2 separate regions of the Homo sapiens genome follow, and region 2 is linked to region 1. A link is a loop called in an ENCODE intact Hi-C map of the cell type or tissue named here. Cell type or tissue: sigmoid colon. All regions are shown on one strand. Each heading gives the region's core, and the rest is flanking DNA. Links, peaks and the distances in the headings are about the cores only.

What was found. Peaks named below come from ENCODE experiments on the same cell type or tissue, not always from the same donor. Only the 100,000 strongest peaks of a DNase experiment are listed, where the experiment ranks them.
Region 2: it touches region 1 in a loop (5-fold over the local background); 3 of 110 quality-filtered maps call a loop at or near these places.

Annotation. Positions count from the first base shown.
Region 1 is chr7:136,028,537-136,039,938 of GRCh38, forward strand. It overlaps a transcript of LOC105375523 not described here. Among named protein-coding and RNA genes, the nearest start is that of MTPN, 57 kb to the left of the region's middle. In sigmoid colon, for the core only: no CTCF peak of the experiment used is centred there; DNase peaks (open chromatin) are centred at 5,105 and 5,405; H3K27ac peaks cover 149 bases.
Region 2 is chr7:136,138,220-136,149,621 of GRCh38, forward strand. All of the region lies in intron 1 of LOC105375523 (a long non-coding RNA gene), which reads left to right. Among named protein-coding and RNA genes, the nearest start is that of MTPN, 170 kb to the left of the region's middle. In sigmoid colon, for the core only: no CTCF peak of the experiment used is centred there; no DNase peak of the experiment used is centred there.

The DNA.
Region 1 (11,402 bases), core at 1,408-9,407:
GTGGATGGACTTCATCCATTCTTCTTTTTCCTTTCTCAAAAATTCCATGCTCTGTCTTGTTTCATAGTCTTTGAACATGTTCTTTTCTCATCTGTAGAATCTTTTTCTCATTCTATGTATGTCTACAGCTCTTCTTAACAATCTTTGTCTTAGCTTAAGTAACACTTCTTTAGAAAGATCTTCCTTGACTATTCTAAACTTAAGAATCTTGTTTGTCTCCACAATAGCATTAAACATAACATATAACCATTTAAACCATTTTATTTATTTGAATTTTGCCTCCTTATCTTGTTCTCTTTCAAATTGCAAACTCCCTGATGTTAGGGATGTCTTTTCTACCTCTAGCACCTATTACAGTGCCTGGCTCAATTTGCTTTATAAAGGAATAAGACACATGAAGAAATTAGTTTATATAAAAGCAGTAGGTCAGCGATCTTTTCCTTTCTGTACTAGGCTATACTGTGATCATTTGAGTAGAATGGAAAGCAGTGATAAAATTTTCTTGAAGGAAATAGTTGGGTATATCTGGCTCCCTGAGTTTTGCAATTGCTAAACTTTTGTTTATTTTTCTCCCCGTGAATATGGATGGGAGGTAGAAGGTTAATTACTATGACATTTTTTTTCTAATATATCTCAAACCTAGGTGTTAAAACAAGCATGTGTTGGCTTTTAGTCATTGTTTGTTTCAGAGGGCACATTACTATTTTGTGCCTCTGGGTATAAGGCATTTCTCTTCTTTCTGAGTTCTCTGTTTTTAATTATTATTATTCTTTGGTTTTACAAAGTGTGATATTCACCCCATGTATAATGCTCTTTCTGGACACTTTAATTCATGGAAGAACATTTTCTCCAATGATTTTTAGGGAAAAACAGTAGTTATGCTAAGATTATCTAACAGCAGGGGTTCCTAATTTTATCTTAAGTCATAGATTCCCTTGAGTGTCTAGTCCAAGCTATGTAATAATTGCATTGAAAAATGCATCTACACACACAAACATGTTTTGGGTACATGTTAATGAACTGGCTAAAGCCCATTCATGAGCCCTACACACTTAAGAACCATTATTCTGCAATGCTCATACACACCTTGGGGAATTCCCTTATTCTCCACCCATGAATTTGACAAACCAAACATTTTTGATGGAGGGGGCACATTTAGGTCCAGAGCATGAGAATTCAGTTCCCCTTACCCCTCAAAATAAGAGCTGAAGGTCTTCCTCCACCCTGAGATTGTCTAGTCTTAATAGTTATGTTATATAATACCTTCCATCATTGAAGTGCTCTCTTTTTTTTTGGTGATAACCAAATATTTTTGTATGAGGTATTTGGTTATCACCAAAAAATGTTTATTTCTTCAAAGAACTCATGATACCATTAGGAAGGTAAGACAGATGGAAACAGTTTATTAATCTACACACTGAATTCCTTGCTCTAGATGACATCAAAATAAGTAAGACCTATTTTTGTACTTAAAACACATATGATCTGCTTAGAGGGATGTTGGAAATAGACAAATGGCATTGACACAAAGGTAAATAAAATAAGGGTTGGAAGAGTCATTTGAAACTGGTGAGACAGGTAGGTTTGATGATAAAGGGAGAGGGTGAGGGTGGCAGATTGGACCTCTATGCCTGCTCTCTGTTAAGTTTCCCAGGAGCTCCATGGGGGCCTAGGCTAGCAGCAGACAGAATGTCTGTATTTGTAGCACTGCCAAAATCGAAAGACCTATGAGATCCTTGAATACAGGGTTTGAGCCTTACTCGTGTTTAAAAAGTTTCTTTAGGGTATGGCTCAGTATTTGCCAAACAGGAGCTGCTAATAAATGTTGGTTGCATAGAGTTTGAAACAAAACAAACAAAACAAAACAAAATAGCACCCCTTGCCAAAATGACAACAACAACCAACAAAGAAACATAAAAGCCTATTGACACACACTGTAGTCATAAATGCTAACCAAGGAGTTACTTAGGTCTTGGCCACTAGGATTTGACTGCCTAATACAGACACGCTGTGGTACACATGGGAAATGCTTTGTACATACCGTGGTCCTCCTTAGTGAGCCTACTATGTCTTTGTGGAGAAATAATCCAATTCATTTCAGAAAACAGTGTAAAGAGGAGAATCTCTAATTGGTTATTTCTGTGTATGACTTTTTGTTTTGTTTAATTTCCTATTTGGTACATGACAATTTGGCTGATAATCATCTGAAAAATGTTGAGTTGCTTGTGAGCTGTTATAAATTACTTCTTTATACACAGCCCATCTTTTATTATAATATAGAGATATAATACTTAGATATAGCTGCTTTTATTTGTTCTTTGCCATAACATTTGCTAGTAATTTTTTTTCATTATTGGCAATGCTTACATAATGACATACTAATACCTACAGGAATGAATCACAGTTCATCTCGCAGATTTATGGCATGCCTACAGAAAAAGTACCTTATGATGCAAACCTGAAAGTTTAAATAATCTCCTGAAAGTTCCACAATCAGGTAAGCAAGCAAATGTGGTTTAGAGGTCAAAAGAAAAAATGAATCAGTTTAAACTCTTTTCTTCTTTATATCAATAATGAAACAAGAAGGATTGGGAAATGCTGTTAGCAAGCAGATAAATCATTTCTTCATAGCACAGTCGAAATAGAAAGCTTCCACTTGTGGGAGGGTTCATGTATACCTTTTGCACGTAAGCTCTCTCTTCTTCCTACACTTGGGCTAGCAACAAGAGTGCGGTTCTGCAGATCTGCTTGGATTCTAGGCAGAGTTTTTCAAAGCATCCCCTTTGCTTTTCAGCCACTTACATTTGTCATGGTCCTTGGTTGTGTTGGCCAGTTTTCTCCCATTCATAGCTATCCTTAGAGTTCAGTAAGACCTTAGCAAGTATTTTGGTAGGAGGAGGGAGACTATGTGGTTATGACTTTATTTTTCTTTTCTTCCTTTCTTTTTATCCCCCCGCATGCCTATTCTCCACCTTTCTGGTCCCTCTTTGTGTGTCTTTATCCTTGTTTCTCTCTTTCTGTCTTCTACCTGGCTCTCTGTATCTGTGCCCATGTCTCTGTCTCTTTTCTTCTTTTACTTGCCTCTCACTCCTCACATATTTATTATGCATTACCATATGCCAGGCACTGAGTTAGGGGTTGGGGATGATAAAGATGATATAAAAGATGGTTATGCTTTCCAGAGTTCCCAGTGTAATGGTGCAGGTGTTGAGAGGAGGGAAAGACGTGAAAAAAGTGAGGGCCTGTAATCCCAGCACTTTGGGAGGCTAAGGCAGAAGGATCACTTGAGCCCAGGAGTTTGAGACCAGCTTAGGCAACATAGGGAGACCCCATCTCTACCAAAACCAAAACCAAAACCAAAACAGAAACCAGAAAAAAAAATTAGCTGGATGTGGCGGCATGCACCTGTGGTCCCAGCTACTAGGGAGGCTGAGGTGGAAGGACCGCTTGAACCCAGGAGGTTGAGGCTGCTGAGCCGTGATTGTGCCACTGCACTCCAGCCTGAATGACAGAGCAGGACTCTCTCTCTCTCTGTCTCTCTCTCTCTCTCACACACACACACACACACACACACACACACACACACTAATAGAGTTATAAATGAGATGCTATAGTAAGACAAAGAAGTATTTAACTCTGAAAAGATCAGGGTGAGTTAAAATCTGAAATAAGTCCTGAAGGATAAGCAGGCATTTTCCACATGAACAATCGTGGCCCCAACAGAGGCCATTCCATGGGTGGTGGTGTGTACGAAGGTCTGGAGGCGAGAAAATGCAAACATTATGGAAATGGCAAACAGAGCACCTATATTTAGTCCACTCACAACCAAAAATAAAGGGTAGATCACAGAGCAATAGTGTCTACAAATGGAATAGTAATTTTTACCTACGTACCTACATAAGTCCTGTGCAACTGGCGCATTTTTGGTTTGTTTTTGTTTTTCTACCAATAATCACCCTCAAATGCATGTAATGTAGCTGTGTTAGGAGGTGATTCTCCTCCACGGTCTGAATTATTGGCATTAGGCTGAGAGGATCCCCTTTATTCCTCTAACCAAAAAGATTTATGCTGAGTCTTTCCTAAACCGAAAGTATAATAGAAGCCAAATGTTGGGGACTTGAGGGCAACCTATACACTACTCCACTTTCTTTCCACCTAGTTCTGAACCAATTATGAGAGAGATAATGAGTAAGGCAGATGAAATTCCAAATAGCCCCTTTATTAGTAATAAAGGCTAGTTTGGAGAATGTGGGTCAGGCATATGGCAATAATAATTTCCTGGCTCCTTTCTCCAATTTGGGGAGACTCACCTACCTAGGTAGGGCTAGAAAACCATGGACATCTCTGCAATCCTGATGAAACAGAGCATCAGACCAGAGGTGTCTGCCAGCAAGCAGAGAAATGGGAAAATAAGGCTGAAGAATGCCTGCTTTGTTTCTTTTCCAAACTCACTCATCATATAGATCATTCCACTTACCATGGAATAAAATAAGTGAGTGCGTGGGGAGAGGTCATGTGTGTTATATTGATGATGTCCCATGGAAACTTGAAGAGAGGTAAAAGAAGGTTCCCATCACCAACTCCTTGACTAATATGTATCACCCCTTTTCCCCATTGCAGGAGGTTGACATTTGGGTGAGAGTGTGTGAGAAATGTCTTTTCAATAAAAATGTGAGCATTTTAATTCGAATCCCTGGCATGAACTAGTAGGACAAGCAGAGATACCTTTTGTAAACACAGTTTGTAGCTGAGCTCTTTCTTAAAGTAGAGGCATAGCAAGTTGACCTCTGAAGAACCTTCTGGATGTGTGGCTCTGGAGTACTCTATTAAAATGAGTAGATTGAGAAACACTAATGTTATAGTTCAGAAAGCAGGAGAGACCCAGGCCTTTAGAAGCTATCTAGAATTGAGCAGGAGATTGGAGATGTGCGGCAGTCTGACCTTTTGAGTAGGCTTTAAATTTGAAAAGCAGGCTGTCAGATTGTTACTGAAACTTTGTTTAGTACATAGTGTTCCGGTAACATTTAACTGCACTTTATCAAGCTCACTCGTCTCATCTCCAGCTCCCAGGGACTCTTTGCTTTCCCTCTGATGTAGATTCTGCTGGGGTGCTGTGTTCTTTCAAGATAAGACAGCTGCTCTACTCTAGCTTAGAGATGACTGCATTTTAGTGTCCTTGATTTTCTTAAACAGTTGAAACAAGATTTACAATTTAATTAGCAAGGAGCTGTAATCTGTCAGAGTACCATGCCTTTAATAGCTGCAGAGGCATGCCTGTAGGGGCAAGGGGACTGTAGCTTTTCCAGTGAAGTCCTACTTAAGTCCAGAAAATTTACTGTGACCCGTCACATTGCTTTTCTGCTTCTATGGCTTTGTCTCCTTTTGTCCCTGCTGTTGCTGTTGGATGCTCCCCCAGTTTTTTCTCCTTGTTCCTTGGCTGCTCGCCCCGAGGTTACCCTGATTCCACTTTCCCTTAATGACAATACATCTTTAAAGTTGTAGAGCATACCAGTCATTTGGGGTGGGAGGTGAGGGGACGGTCTTCTTTAAAATGCAGATTCCTGGGCTGTACCTCCAAGATGCTGACTTGTTAGGTCTGTGATGTGGTCCAGGAATCTCACTTTGACCTAGCACCCCTAGAGATTCTGAGGCAAGGTCGTCCAACAACCTAACTTTGAAAAACCCTGCCAAGTACGATGCTCTAGTGTCCTGCTTATGCTCTCTTCAGTATGTGACCTTGGTCCACCTCTCATCTTAGTCCTCACTACTGTCATTTAGGTGCTAAAAACCGGAAGGGCCTTGGCTTCTGTAGCTTGAGAAGCTTGAGATAAGACATATTCTAGGCTGTATGTTGAGGAAGAGAATCAAATTGGTGAGGTGTTTTGAGATTAAAGGGACAGGCTGATGACACTGTTAGCATGCACTTTCCATAAAGCTGGAGGTCTCTGGTAGAGTTCAGCTCTGTTCAGTTTAATAGCCAGTTACCCCCAGTCTCTGTGCTTCATGCTGGTGGCCCAGCTCTCTAGGAGCATAGGGTTTTAAGCAGGTCCCTGTTAGAGCCCAGTTTTTCCTCCCCAAAAAGCCTATTAAGAAGTTGGTTGCCAGCTGGGCGCAGTGGCTCACGCCTGTAATCCCAGCACTTTGGGAAGCTGAGGCGGGCAGATCACCTGAGGTCAGGAGTTCGAGACCAACCTGACCAACATAGAGAAACCCCATCTCTACTAAAAATACAAAAATTAGCTGGGCATGGTGGCGCATGCCTGTAATCCCAGCTACCCGGGAGGCTGAGGCAGGAGAATCGCTTGAACCCGGGAGGCGGAGGTTGTGGTGAGCTGAGATTGCGCCATTGCACTCCAGCCTGGGCAACATGAGCGAAACTCCCTCTAAAAAAAAAAAAAAAAAAAGAAGAAGAAGAAGTTAGTTGCCTTCAATGTATGTGCTATTTGTAATGTGATTTCTTTTCTTCTTGTTTTTGTTTTGAGTAGTAGTTGGGAATGTGGTCTACATTTCTTTGTATTTATTTTTAAAATTCTTTCGAACTTTTAGTTTTAGCATGGACATGTGTGCAGGTTTGTTGCATGGGTAATTGCACGTTATGGAGGTTTGGTGTACAGATTATTTTGTTACCCAGGTAATGAGCATAGTACCTGATGGGTAGTTTCTCAGTCCTCTCCCTCCTCCCATTCTCCACCCTCAAGTTGGCCCCAGTGTCTAATCCCTTTTTTGTGTCCATGTGTACTCAATGTTTAGCTCCCACTTAGAAGTGAGAACATTATATTTGGTTTTCTGTTCTTGCGTTAATTTGCTTAGGATAATGTCCTCCAACTCTATCCCTGTTGCTGCAGAGGACATGATTTTGTTCTTTTTTATGACCATGTAGTTATTCCATGTTGTAAGTGTACAACAGTTTCTTTATCTGATCCACCGCCGATGAGTACCTAGGTTGATTCCATGTCTTTGCTATTATGAATAGCACTGTGATGGACATATGTGTGCATGTGCAGACCTTACTTTGAGGCATCCTATGGACAATGTGCATCTCTTTAGGGATATTTGTCCAGGAATAAGGAACCCCTGAAACTTCAGCAGTTGGGGAGAATAATGAACAGTCACTCCAAGGGACCTTATTTACCTCTTGTTAGGATGTTAATCATGGGACTTCTGAATTTCTAGAACCATTTGTAATTTTATTTCCTTCCTTTATGAGAATTGTTTAATTTTTTTATTTTTAAACTATTCCTATACTACATAGTTCTTCTAGACTATTCTTTTACCTAATATCATCTATTCATTTTCATCATTTTAATACTCATAGTTTACTATTTTTTAAATTATCTTTTTGTTTATGATGTCTATTTATCCTGCTTCATTTTTTACCACTCTATCGTTCCTGTTCACTTTTTGAGTTTTAATTTTGTCTATATATTGTGATCATTTTGGAGCTATGACATTTTGCAAAGAGTGAAGTTGAATTTGTGGGGGATCCTTTGCATTTTTGTTTGGTATATGTATTAGTCCATGTTCACGCTGCTGATAAAGATACCCAAGACTGGGCAGTTTACAAAAGAAAGAGATTTAATAAACTTACAATTCCATGTGGCTGGGGAGGCTTCACAATCATGACGGAAGGTGAAGGGCATGTCTCACATGGTAGCAGACAAGAGAAGAGAGCTTGAGCAGGAAGACTCCCATTCTTTAAAACCATCAGATCTCGTGAGACTTAATCACCATCACAAAAACAGCACAATAAAGACCTGTCCCTATGATTCAATTACCTCCTACCGGGTCCCTTCTACAACACGTGGGAATTCAAGATGAGATTTGGGTGGGGATATAGTCAAACAATATCAGTAAAGGAAAATTACTTTCAAGTTAGGTTTGTTGCACTAGTTTTTATGACTTGCTTTGTCATCATCTCTGTTCCCTATTTATATTTTCTTTGTAAGCAGCATGTTTCACTCGAGTAGTTTGAAATCTAAACTGTTTACTCTCTGCCTCCTCAGGGAGGTTTTATGAGAAGTTAGCTCTGTTTAGGTGGTGTTGGCATGGTACCAGCATGTCAACTTTTCTTGGTACGGACTGGACTGCAAGGTGATGTGACTAGAAGGCCAGTAACTTAAAATTCCTGAAATTGTTGCTTTTATTTAAAAAAGAGTTGTTGTGCCTCAGTGAAAGGCAGTCTGTATGAAATATTAAAAATTATTATTGCTAGTTATTTACGGTAGGTGGAGAATGTTGGTTATCTTCCCAGCTGCCCTTTAGAAAAAGCTTTATAGTAAGCTTCATGGTATAACCTTTGTGTCATAGATTGAAATGACCTGGATTCATTTTTAAGATAGTTTCACTTAAAGTAGTGTGTGCCCTATCCAAAGACCTAAGAAAAATCAATTCCCATGCTACCCAAATGTTGATATCAATTTTCTCACTTGCTAAGATATGCTGGCTGTAGTTTAGTAAAAGGATCCTGTTTTCAAGCAAACAACAACAACAAACCCGAAGAATAAATAGTTGAAAGTTTCCTAAAATCTCTTACAAGCATTCCTCGCTAACTCTGAGAATCCTGAGGGCAAGTTCAGTATACTTAGAGGTTACTTGAGCCCTCAGCCCTGGCTGGGAATCCTGTCAGCTGTATCAGCTTCTGTGGTGCCATCAGCTGCTTTTGCTATTTACAGGTCTTTTGTCATCCATGAGTCACTTTTTAGTCCACGTCTGTTCTTCCTGGCTTGGTGAAGCCTCTAGACTGCCTTTATCTTCTATGTCTGAAATAAAATAGAAAACTGCATTTCAAAGATAAGTACTTATTTAATCACTATGTTAGTCTGTTCTTACATTGCTGTAAAGAAACACCTGAGGCTGGGCAATTTATAAAGAAAAGAGGTTTAATTAACTCATAGTTCTGCAGGCAGTACGGGAAACATGGCCCCAGCATCTGCTCATGGTGAGGCCTCAGGAAGCTTCCAATCATGGTGGGAGGCAAAGTGGGAGCAGGCAGTGTAACATGGTGAGAGTGGGAGTGCATGCATGAGAGGGGAGAGGTTCTACACTCTTTTTTTTTTTTTTTGAGACGGAGTCTCACTGTCACCCAGGCTGGAGTGCAGTGGCGCGATCTCGGCTCACTGCAAGCTCTGCCTGCCGGGTTCATGCCGTTCTCCTGCCTCAGCCTCCCGAGTAGCTGGGACTACAGGTGTCTGCCACCACGCCCGGCTAATTTTTTGTATTTTTAGTAGAGACGGGCTTTCACTGTCTACACTCTTAAACAGCCAGATCTCATGTGAACTCAGCAAAAGAAGTCACTCACTATCACAAGGATAGCACCAAGCAATTCAGGCAGCATCTGCCCCCATGACCCAACCACCTCCCACCAGGCCCCAGCTCCAACATTGGAGATTACATGTCATGTCTGCTTTTTTTTTTTTTTTTTTTGAGACAGAGTTGTTGCCCAGGCTAGAGTGCAGTGGCTCAATCTCAGCTCACTGCAACCTCCGCCTCCCCGGTTCAAGCGATTCTCCTGCCTCAGCCTCCGGAGTAGCTGGAATTACAGGCACCCGCCACCACTCCTGGCTCATTTTTGTATTTTTAGTGGAGACAGGGTTTCACCATGTTGGCCAGGCTGGTCTCAAACTCCTGACCTCAAATAATCTGCCCTCCTTGGCCTCCCAAAGTGCTGGGATTATAGGCCTGAGCCACTGTGCCTGGCCTGGAAATTACATTTCCACATGAGATTTGGAAAGCACAAACATCCAAACTATATCTATCACTTTGGATGAATCATGCCTTTACCCTTGCATGGGCTTTTGTGACTGAGAGTTTATGGACACGTGTGTCCTATTTTACCACTTAATATAGAACTGATTGTTTTAGTAGGTAGATTTTAAAGTAAAACTATCAATCACTGAGTAGATTTTCTTTGTCTATCAATTTTCTATCTAGTAATAGAAGCAGAGAGGATGTATGCATATATATATATGTATATATATATATGTGTATATATATATATATATATATATATATATCTCTTCATCTTAAGGAATTGACTCATGTGATTGTGGAGGGCCAGAAAGTCCAAAATCTGCCGGGCAGGCCAGCGGGCTGAAGAACCAGGAACAAGTTGATACTGCTGCTTAAGCCTGAAGGCAGTCTGCTGGCATAATTCCCTCTTTCTTGGGGGAGATCAGTTTTTTTCTCCTTAGGCCTTTGACTGATTGGATGAGGTTCACCCACATTATGGAGGATAATCTACTTTATTCAAAGTCTACTGATGTAAATGTCAACCTCATTTAAAAAATACCTCACAGAAACGTCTAGAATACTGTTGGGCCACATATTTGAGTACCTGAGTTGTTGCCAGTAAAAATGACAATAAAATGAACTATCGCATACCCCAACTTCATTTTGGAGAACTACTCTCCTTAGTCCATGTATATCAGGTGGAGCTGACCTCATTTTTCTGACTCCAAGGGTGAGAATGTGACATAGGCCCATCATAGCATCAAAGTATCCTGGCTAAAGAGATTGCTTCAAGGCTGGCCATATGACCAAACCCAGATCAATGAGAGCCAGTCCTGGGATTTTTGCCAGAACTACCAGGACTGAGCCATTGTATCATTCTTAGAGTTTGAAAGCTAAGGGCCTGGAAGTCTGGAGCTGCAGGAGGTCATCTTTGTTCCCATATGGGGTAAGTCTGCCGGAAAGTTAAGCCAATCCAGGGAAAAGAAAGCAGGAGATGGAGAGATGAGACATGGAGAACAAGAGACAATTTCTTGCGGATATTATATAAATGTTATTGAAAACCTGAATCTAGCTATCTTGATCCATGTTTTTAAAAGCTAAGTAAGCTAATACATTCTTCTTTCTGCTTAAACTAATTTGAGTTTCTATCACTTGCAACTGAAATAATTCTGATGAAGATGCAATATGCTGGATGTTCTAGGTAGTTCCCAGAGGCAGCCGCTTTCAATAACTTTAGCTGATTCTTTTGATGTTTTTCTCCATGTATCTAACAATATGCCATTACTGCTGTTTTGTGATTGATTTCAGTCAGTAGTTGCTGACTTCCTGTTATGGTGAGTGAGGATTCCTTCCTCCTTCTCCATTTTATAATTTTTTCTAAATGCTTCAACATATCTGTCAGCCACTCAGAAAAAAATGATGTAAACATTCAAAATCATCAGTTGCACTCTCTGCCACCCCTACACCCTTGTGCCATAGTAACCATTTGCTGCTCTGAGCTGGCCCTGCTGCCCTCCGGACTTGGTGCACAGCCGTTGTTCAGGGGTCACTTCCTTTCACTGATGACTTGCGTAGGAAAACATAGGAATGATGACCTGTGTGTTTTGGATTCCCAGTCTTCCTCTCTTGATTTTTCTCCCTCAATTTATTAAAGCATGTACTCCAGGAGTGTC
Region 2 (11,402 bases), core at 2,146-10,145, 110 kb after region 1:
TTTAGAATTAAAATTCATAAGCTTTGGTTGTTTTTGAAAGGAAAATAATAAATAAACAGTGAGTCCTGAAGGATGTAAAATAGGCAGTGCCGGCTCAGATGCCTCCCGTGTGACACTGCTCAGCATAGAGGCCATAATAACAGAGTTGGGTTGACCAAGGGATTTGGGCAATGTCCATTTTCTCCAGGGTATGAACTCAAGAAAGAAGAAGAAAAGAACTGGTTCTCCAATCGTGTCTTTATCAGGAATCTAAATAGAGACTGAGCTTCCCAAATCTGAAAATCCAAAATCTGAAATGCCCTAAAATCTGAAGCTTTTTGAACACTGACATGGTGCTCAAAGGAAATGCTCATTGGAGCATTTTGGATTTCAGATTTTCAGATTTGGGTGCTCCATTGGTAAGTATAATGCAAATATCCCAAAATCTGAAAAAATTTGAAATCCAAAACATGTCTGGTCCCAAGCATTTTGGATAAGGGATACTCAACTTGTATCCTTTTCTCCAAATCCAAGGTTTAAAAAATCATTTAATTCACAATTTGTGGGCAACCTACTAATATGCCAAACATTGTGCTGGGAGTGTGGATGGGATATAACAGTGAACAGAGAGTAGTCCCTGCCTTTATGGAGTATACACTAGAGGGACACAGTAGTCAAATATGAAACTGTAAGCCATGTTATGTGCTATGAAAGAAAGGAGGGGATGCTCTAGGTGTGCTGTGGGCAGAAGTTGGCTGGGATGAGGTGTGGACAAAGACTGGTAGTCAGGAAATTCTTTTCCAAAGATTTGACAGCTGACCCGAGATCTTAAGGATGACTGCCTTTACTTTAAGGAATTTATTACCTCTTAATAGTTTACCGGCAATCTTAGTGGTTAAATGCCCCTTTATGGATGGAAACATGAAGTACCCATAAGGTAAGTGATTGAATTAAGGTCAAACAAGTAAACAGTTTCTTTGTTATGAAAACCTGTCTCTTGGTTCTGTCTGGTTAATCTCACTAGAGAAAACAGTCTTCTTCAATAAGTAAAAACAGCCTGGTTTTATTACAACTCCAGGTGGACGTCTCCAGGGATGTTGTACTTGTAAGCCTACACCAGAATGCTGTCCAGGAAGACAGAAGTCAATTTTCATATAAATAGCATTTGAATTTATAAAGATGAGGATGGATTTCTTTTTAAAGATGATTTTCTGGTAGAGCATATAGTCAAGATGGTACAAGGTTATTTTCACATATCGTTTGAGTAGCTCCGACTGTTTTTAAACACCACGCTGACTTTTTTTTTCTTTTTCCAGAGTCCCTCTATGATTGAGTAAAGCCAGACTGACAGCAGCTATAATGACTCTGAAATCTTTATTAGTCCTTTACACTGTTTTCATTCTCCTCGTGTGTGTCACTCTCATTTCGCACTGAGATATTTTAATGAGTTTCTGAATGATTGTTTTCTACTCTTCTTAATATCCCTGCTCAGGTCACTAAATTAGAGGAAAGCATTTTAGCAAATGGGAACGGAAACAAAAAGTATCATTAGCAGGAGGCCTACTGAAATCACAGCTATTAGGAATGTGAAATGTCTCTTGACTCAAAGTGTGGAAAAGATGCTGGCAGATGGAAGGGTTAATTACTAGACACTGGCTTCAAAGGAGACAGGGCAAGCTTATAAGATCGATTTGTCAGTGGTGGTAAAGCACATTTTTTTTTCTCCTATTGCATTCTGCAATGGCTAAATTCCCTGTCTTGGAATTTGTTAGGTGGGATAAACAGCTGCACAGATCTTAATTTTCTAATCTTTTTGTGGGATTTCATCTTCAGTAGACTAGGAATCTGGCTACTAGAAACAAAATGTCAGAGTTTTCACTTTTAAAACACAGGACAAACAAATTGCAAATACTCATGACTTGCTATGTTTTTAAATGTTTTCCCATTTCTCTTTACCTGTGGTCACTCATAGGACATCTGATTTTCTTCCCATCCAAGGAGTTGATCTAGAGGAAAACTTCAATCTTTTTTTAAGCACAATACGTCAGTCTGAAAAAGTATGTATTATTACAAAAAGATACAGAATTCTAGTTTTTAGGTACCGTTTCCATCCATCTCTATGACAGGAAGTTGTTTCCGGTGCAGAAACATTGTTCTCATTGTGCAAATCACTGATGGGAATTAGAGAAGTAGCTCTTGTTCTCAAATTCATTCTCTGTGGGACTGGTAAGCATATTGGCCCACCAAATGAATTTCCTTGGTGGCTCATAGCTAACCACTATGTCTTATGCACAGTAGGTATTCAATAGATGTTTTTAAAAATCAAATTAAATTGTTTGGGCCAGTCTACTAAACAAAACTGTGGATCAAGCGTGTTTGAAAGTGGAAGAGTTCCTCTATTTGCATATCTCTGACAGTGGAACCAAATGACTCCCTTCCCCATTTAAGAAATGTCACAATTGATTGATAGTAGAAAAGGAGGAGCCTCAATGATACCTGCAAATTTACAAGTAGATAACTACGCACTCACTGCATAAAATGAACTCTATTTAAGTTATATGGATCGCTTCAGTTTACATCCACATTTCTGTATGGAAAGGCCTATTCTGAATGCCTGATAATTGTATGTGTAAGAGTTGGTTGTTTTGTTTATATGAATGTGGTTTTTGCCAAAAATGTCATAACAGGCATTGATAAGTGAAGATGCTTAGAAAGAAGTAATTACAAATGGTAAACATTAGGTCAGTATTGTAAAGAAATATCCTTGGATGTCAATACAGAAGAATGAAAGTGTTTGAGATAAATCTTATGTTAATTCTGAAGATCTCTATGTCCACACACAGCAACAGACCAATGAGTTAGTTACCCAGACTCCTGGTTCTGGACTAAATTATTCCTTTGTCCCTTCTATTTGGTAGCATTTTTTAATTTAGAAGAAATATTATCAACAAGAATGCAATTTTCAAAGTCTAGGGGATCTTTTCATAATTCTGGATAGGAAATACTTTTATAATGTGACTTCATTGTAATTACATGTTTGTCTTCCCCCCCTTGACAGTAAATCCTTGAGGGCAGGAACTCTGTCTATTCCCTTGGTTTCTGTATCCTCAGAGTCTAGCACAGTATATTTAGTGACACTAAAAAAACTGTGCACACCTCTTAATGCTATTGTATCATTAATTCTAGATTGCCCTGTACCAAATAGAATGTTTGCCTTTAAATGAAGTTGTTTGCTACATTTTATGATGTGATTTTATTATATTCATGTCCAACTCTTAAATTTGTAATAGATAGTAGTTTAGCTTTTAAAGTGGAAGTCAAAGGGAAATAAGGTAAAAACCTTTGCTGAAACACTGGTTCTGTGCCTGAAAAAAATCAAGATTGAGTTAAGTGATGGGGCATCTATAATGGAGGTACATTTTCACTTGAATCATTGGCAATATGGCTTGTCTTCAGGTCAGCAGCTTGAAGACCTACCTCTTAAATGGTGATGCATTCTTAAAAATATTGTTTTCTCAAGTATATTCAAGTGGGAATCTGAATAACTTTAGTTCTTATGTCATGATGTTAATACTGAGTAACGCAGGATAAGAATGTCACAGGGTTTTAGTTTCCATATCTTTTAAAGAAGACTAGTAGTGTCTGTACTTACGATTTAGAACACAGGTGCCAGCAGTTGTGCCTAGGTAGATAAGCCCGAATCACATGCACCAATAATCGAAAGGGTCAGAGATGAAGCACTCAATGAAGCTGCGGAAAATTAATTCATCCTTCAAATATTTCTGAAACAGCAGTTAGGAACCAAGTGATCTCTATGAAATGAAGGAGGGGAATAGACAGACGGCAGCTCTGTGCTCCTGGACCAGGGCTCTTATGTAATACCCAATGAAATGGGATTCGGTCCCGGGATGGCCAGACCGTGCTCTGAGGAAGCAGGAAATTGGAAGCATCTGGTTGAGGTGATGAATATGTGGGGAGGAGAAAATAGAAGCTTCTCGATGGCAGATTTTGAAGCACAGGTGCTACCAAATACATTATCACCCAAACCTGAAAATTCAAAGCTAAGTATGTATAGAGCTTTGGTACTTGACATATGGTGTTTCAAATATAAAAATTATAGACCATCTGTCAAGTCTAGTGGAGCTTATCTTTGAAAGGATCACTGAAGACTGGAGAGCCTGCTACATTTTCACACCTAGAAGTGACTAGACAATCAATACATATTAATTGAGTTGTCATTATGGATGCAGGTCTAGTTGCTGTAGAGAGTTATAGAAAATGTAGAAAATATGGTCTTGTCCTTCAAAACCTAAGGTAAGACAAAAACAGAGGGGCAGATGATGACCTACATGCATGGCTTTTGACTTACTCTAAGTCTTAGGCTTCAGTTTCAAGGTCCATCATTACAATTACTCTTGCGCATTCACCATAAATCCCTTGCTTCTCTCTGGCTTCTTTTTACTTGGTGTTGGCAAAGCCACAACCCTGGATAAATATAATCTATTTGCCTTTCCAAGCCTGCACTCATGCAACTGAATAGCTCTAGAGAAAACACACACTCATGCTGTCTTATCTCACTTTAAACTCATGGCCATAAACCTCAAGTGGGTTCTTGATGTGGCTAGGGCACTGTGCTATTCATCTTGTCTCCCTTCCTCCTCTGCTCACCTAGAAGACTCTTTCCCATCTTCTCCGCTTTGCTTCCCTGTTCTCATTCTCATATGATAAACTTTTATTTCACTGAGCAGACTGAAGCAATCAGACAAGAATTTATAGAAGCTCACATCCCATTTACCTCCCTACACCTGCATCCACACCCTGTGCCTTCTTGCCTGTTCCCGTATAAAGCATCTTCGCTTCTACGTAAAGTTAGGTGTTCCACTTGTTCACAAGATCTCATTTCTTTTTGCCTACTCAAGAATATTGCTCTAGCAATTCTTCCTTCTCTTCTTTAGGCATCCCTCTCTCCTCTCTTTACTAGACTATTTCCACCAGCATTTAAACACGCTGTTACTTTAAAAATCATAAACAAAATATTCTCTTCCCTCTACTTCCTCCATCAGCTAGTGTATGCATTTACTCTCTTTTGTAGCAAAATTTATGCTTTCCAATTTTTTTCTTCCCATTAATTCTTAAATGACTCTCACCAGGCTTCCATTTCCAGAGACTCCATCAAAATTGCCCTCAGTAAGGCCAATGACCTGCAATGACCTACACTTTGCCAATTTTACTTGTCAGTCTTCTGGCCTCTTCTCATTAGTAGCATTTTGTCCCTCTCTCTTCCTTGACACATCTCATCCACTTGGCAAGTCCTGGCTTGACCCTTAGCCCTGTGGCTGCTCCTTCTCAGTCTCCTCTGTTGCTATTTTCTCTTCTTGCCAGCCTCTTGATGTTGGAGAGTCCTAGAGCTCAGACTTTGGTCCTCTTCTTTGCTTACACACTGGCTTGGTGATTTCATTCAGATCCTTGGCTTTAAATAAGGTCTATATGCTGATGACACTTAAATGTGCACCCCTATCTCAGAACTCTCTCTTAAATTCTCTGCTTGTCTAACTACCTACTCAGTGTTTCTACTCTGAGGTCTAATAAACATCTCAAAACTCAGCTTGTGCGAAATCAGACTCTTGAGTTTTATGCGACGATTCCTTCTACGTATTCCACCTGTAGCCTTCCCAATCTTAGTTGATGGCAAGTTGATTCTTCCAGTCAATGTTGCAGTCATCTTGGGTTTTCTCTTTCTCTCACATCCTACATTCAATCCATCAGAAAATCTTCAAATTATATCCAGAATCCAAGTTTTTTTTTTTTTAACCAATCCACTGTAATCACTGTCATTTGAGCCTTCATCATCTCTTACCTGTGTTACTGGAATGGCTTCATAAATAATCTCTCTTCTACTTTTCCTGTTCTTCTACAAACTGTTTTCAACCCAGCAGCAGAGTGATCCTGTTAAATGCACGTCAGTTCAAGACAACTCCTTTCTTTAAAACTCCACCTCATTCAGAGCAAAAGGCAAAGTCATAACATCCATCATGATCTGGCCCCTGTCATCTCTTTGCCTTCTTTCTTACTAGTCTTCCACTGTGTTGCTCTCCTGAGACACACTGGCAACCTCAAACTTACCCTGTTCTCTCCCACTAACAGGTTCTGCCTGGAATACTCTTCTGCCAGACATCTACTTGATTTAGCTGCATACCTCTTCCAAGTCTTGGCTCGTATCTAACTTGCTCAACAATTCTAGCCTGACCACTCTCTTTAATACTACAAACTGCACTGACTCCTACACTCCAGATGCCACTTACCCTGCTGGATTCTTCCTTTTTTTTTTTTTTTTTGAGACAATTTTGCTCTTGTCATCCAGATTGGAGTACAATGGCCCGATCTCGGCTCACTGCAACCACTGCCTTCCAGTTCTAATCGATTCTTCTGCCTCAGTCTCCTGAGTAGCTGGGATTGCAAACCCCCGCCACCACGCCCAGCTAATTTTTGTATTTTTAGTAGTGACAGGGTTTCACCATGTTGGCCAGGCTGGAGTCGAACTCTTGACCTCTGATGATCTGCCTGCTTCGGCCTCCCAAAGTGCTGGGATTACAGGCGTGAGCCACTGTGCCCAGCCGATTATTCCTTTTTAGATAACACATATCAACTTCTTGCAAATGATATGCTTAACTCATTTATCAGGTTTATTGTTTATTGTATGTCCTCTCCCTCATCTCCAATGAAATTTCATAAGGGAAGGGATTTTTTGTTTTGTTCATTGATGTATCCCAAGCTCCTAGAACTCTGCCTGGGTTCATAGTAATAGTATGTGTTCAATAAATGTTGAACAAATGAATAAAGAGTGGTAGCTCTGTGGTCACCATCACCATATATATTAAAATGTATCCGAGTTCTTCTTTGCTTCTTTTCTGCCTTATGTGTACCTTTCAAAATGACACAGCCATAAATTCCAGATGGTTGTTGAGGTAGAAAATTATAGGCCTCCCATTTCAGATGTAAAAATGTAAATAGTGTCTATTTTTAAAAATAAAGTATTAAATTTCCTTGGCCTTACACTTTTCGTTTTGATTCTAGCAAATTATCTTGTCTGAAAGCTTTGGAACTACAGAACTTCACCACGAGCAGTTCCAGTAAAGAAAGGAACTGTGCAAATTCAAGTGCAAAGGGTCATTTGTAAGAAATATTTTGGGTAAAGTTGGAGATTGAAAACATTTACAGGAATAAAATTCTGTTGTGGATTTGGTAATAATGAACTTGCCCTTGAAGGATTTCTGTAAAAAAATCCTTTGAGACAGCTGGACATTAAATTTTAGTGTATTGCCTACAGAATGTAGACTTCAGTTCCTAAAAGCTCCTCGTACTAATTGATGATCATAGATGAGAGTATCCATCCAAATTATTCATTGTAACTTTGGAAAATATATTATTGCACATTTCTTTAGAAGATACATGGTCTTACTGCTTTCTCCTTTGTGCATAAAGGTAAATAAAGTGATGACTCTTATGTAGGAGAAATTTGTTTTGGACAAGTATAGGAATGTAGAAAATAAACTATAAACTCATTTTCTGTCTTTAGGTAAAATTAGTCCTTGATAGAGGAATTCTGTTAAAACGATGACAACAACAACAAAAAACTCAGGATAGTGGGTACTGGGAGACCCACGTACTACTCCTAACCCAGCTTTTATTTTGAGTTGTAATCTTTAGTGTAATAAGTCAGTTTAGCCCTCTGGGTCTGAGACAGTTTCTTTTTCTTTAATATTCTTTGAATTTATAATTTATGTCTTAGCTGTGTTTATGTTGTTTTGAAAAAAAGAAATCCAATTTTGATTAATTAACCTGTACAGCCAAGGAGATATTTCTTTTGACTGAATGTCAGTTATTATATTCAATAAACTTTTCTTTATTGAGTGAAAAACAATGTCAGATTCTATCTTAAAACTTCCTTTGTTTACCTTTCAGAAAACTTTTGTGGGTACGTTTTGTCTGATTAAAGGTGTGAGTCGCATGGCTGTGACTCTTATCCTCAGCAACCTGAAGACAACTGATTTGTGTGGTTGACTTTGGAATCAACCACATGAATAATATGGGTCCTGTGTTCCTTAGACATCAGTCACCTCTCTATCAATAAACTGGAGACGCTGGCTTGAAAATTGGATATCTGAAATCCTGTTGTGAAGAAGCTTCATATTTCCTTTTGTATATCAAACTGTTAACTCTTTCTGTTATCTCTGTGGGAGCAGAGACCCCATTTTCACCAACGTGTGCCCTAAAACAGACACCATACTGAGTATTCAAAGCATATTTATTGAATGAATAATCGAATGAATAACAATGAAATAATGAATTATTTGTTTCATAACATGGAGAGTGATTTAAGCCATGGGCATTTGTGGAACTGGAAACATAAAGAACTCTAGGGAAAAAACATACCAATATGACAAGGATTCAATTTATTTCAAAGACGGGGTCTCAGTTATAAGCAAAGGGAAAAGACAGTCAACTTACTGGACAGGGACAGAGCAAGAGCAGTTCCAGGCAACCTTGGCTGAGTCATTGTCCTAGAGATCCACAATTTTACCTTGATTTGGGCAGAATACTTGAGATTCATTTGATAACAGGAATCTCTCTCTACCTCTCTCTCTCTCTTTCTCTGGTCATTTTTCTCTTTTGTGGTTGAAATTTTCATTTGTATTTTCATATACTCTGGCATATTTATACTTGCAGATTTATATTTGTATTTTGTTCCTTAATTTTCATTTTCTTACAGATGATTTTCATAAACTTCAGTTATTTTCATTACATCTAAACAAATTACATCTGAACTAGTTTTTCCAACCTAACTTCACCTCTTGGAGAATTTACCAAAAACATCTTTGAAGGCTTTATGTGTCTTTGGTTTCTCTTCCGCATTTTGCTAGTGGCTGGAACATAGAAGGGAGTCAGTAACCCCTTACAGAATTAGTACATTTCAGCATTTTGGGTTGGTCCTAGCTTCAAAAGAACTTTCAGTGATAACATGTGTACTTCAGAGCCATTCATTTAAAGTGTTCTTTGAAAAATGTTTTGTAAATAGTTTTTATAGAAAGTTAGAAAAATGAGTATGTAATATTCTCCTCAGTTTTTTAAACAACTCTCATTGATGGTGCTGCTAAACTTCAGAAGCCTAAAATATTTTTTAGCTATATTAGTTTTATTATAATTCAGGTGATTTTATTGCCATTTATATTACTTTTCTTATTATATTTGTATAAGAAAGTAGAGAAAATTACTTTTATTTCATGGCTATGAGTATGGCATTTTTTTCCATAATACTTCTCTACGCTTTTACTTTTTAATGTTAAATCTAACATTCCCTATCTGAACACATTTTCATAAGTATTATTGCTGATTGCAGTGTATTTTTATGGCTATTTAAAAGCATAGTTGATTAAACCTGTGTGTTTTTAATGAAATTTTGCAGCAAATGAAATACTTCATTTGTTTTCAAATGTTTTTATTCTGAAAAACTTTAAACATATCCAAACTAGGAAGGATAATCATTGATACAAATTCATCATCCAAACTGAGAAATTGTGCAGGCAGGTTTTTCTACTTTTAAAATTCTATCCCTTTATTTACTTTGCCTAAGTTTTCTTTTCTTTTTCTTTTTCTTTTTTTTTTTGAGACAGAGTCTCACTCTGTTGCCCAAGGTGGAGTGCAGTGGCACAATCTCGGCTCACTGCAACCTCCGCCTCTCGGGTTCAAACTATTCTCCTGCCTCAGCCTCCTGAGTAGCTGGGACTACTGGTGCATACCACCATGCCCGGCTAATTTTTGTATTTTTAGTAGAGACGGGGTTTCACCATTTTGGCCAGAATGGTCTTGATCTCCTGACCTCGTGATCTGCCCGTCTTGGCCTCCCAAAGTGCTGGGATTATAGGCATGAGCCACCCTGCCTGGCCTACTTTGCCTAAATATTTTAGAGCTTATTCTAGAAATTGTGTCATTTACTTCTACATACAGCTTTAAAGAATACAGGTATACTATTACATAACCACAATGTCATTATCACACCCAATAGATTAACAGTAATTCTTTGGTATCATCTAATACCATGCCTTCAATCAAAGCTTCCTAGATTCCTCCAAAAATGTCTCTGTACAGTTCATTGGTGTCAGAGTGCCTATCAGGGAACCTGTTATGATAGCAGAACTGAAGGAAGGTCAGCACGATCTGAGCACAGAGAACAAAGAGGAGAGTAGTAAGACTGGAAAAGAAGGCAAGAGTCAAGCCATGTATGGACTTGAAGTTCACAGTAAGGACATTTATCCTAAGAACCAAGGGAAGCTATGATTTTCTGAGATTATCCTGGCTTTTGTTTAAAGAATGAATTGAAAAGGTGAGGGTTAGTCCAAATTAATTAGTTCCCAATAGTTAAAAGTGGGAGTTGCCTAGGTAGAATTTTTTTTTTTTTTTTTAAACAGGGTCTCGCTCTGTCACCCAGGCTGGAATGCTGTGGCGCGATCTCGGCTCACTGCAACCTCTACCTCCTGGGTTCAAGGGATTCTCCTACCTCAGCCTCCAGAGTAGCTGGAATTACAGGCATGCATCACCACACCCAGCTAATTTTTGTATTTTTAGTAGAGACGGGGTTTCACCATGTTGAGTAGCCTGGTTTTGAACTCCTGGCCTCAAGTGATCCACCTGCCTCAGCCTCCCAAAGTGCTGGGATTACAGGTGGGAGCCACCGCGTCTGGTGCTCCTAGGTAGAATTTTTCACCCAGACATTTACCCTTTCTGTTGCTCATCTTTCTTTTGTTTAGATCTACATTCCTATCTACTACGGTTTCCTTTCCTCTGATGAAAGCTCCTTTTCTCTGATGAAAGACTTCCTTTTACATGTCTTGCAGTGTAAGTCTGATGTCATAAACTCTCTCAGATTTTCTTGATCTTAGAGTCTTAATCTCACCTTGCTTTTTGAATGACATTTTCATTGTTTATAGAACTCTATGTTTACCTTTAAAGAAAGCACTTTAGAGATGTCATTCCGTTGTCTTCTGACGTGGATGCCTTTTTATGAGTTATCTATTATCATTTTTATCTTTATTCTACATTTTTTTCCTCTGTATGCTTTAAATAGTTTTTCTTTAGCATGAGTTTTAAGTAATTTACGACAAGCCTTTGTGTTGCTTGCTTTATTTCTTTTCCTTTAGATTTATCAGGCTTCTTTGATCTGTGAATTATAGTTTTCATAAAATTTGGAAATAAAATGTGGTCACTATTTATTCATATATACTTTTTTCTGCTCCTCACCCCTTTTCTGGAACTCTAATCACATGCTAGACTGTTTAGTCTCACAGCTCACAAAGCATTTTATTTTTTAGGTTTTTTCTCTCCATGTTTCATTTTGGATTTGTTTTTCACCTTACCTTGAAGTTCAC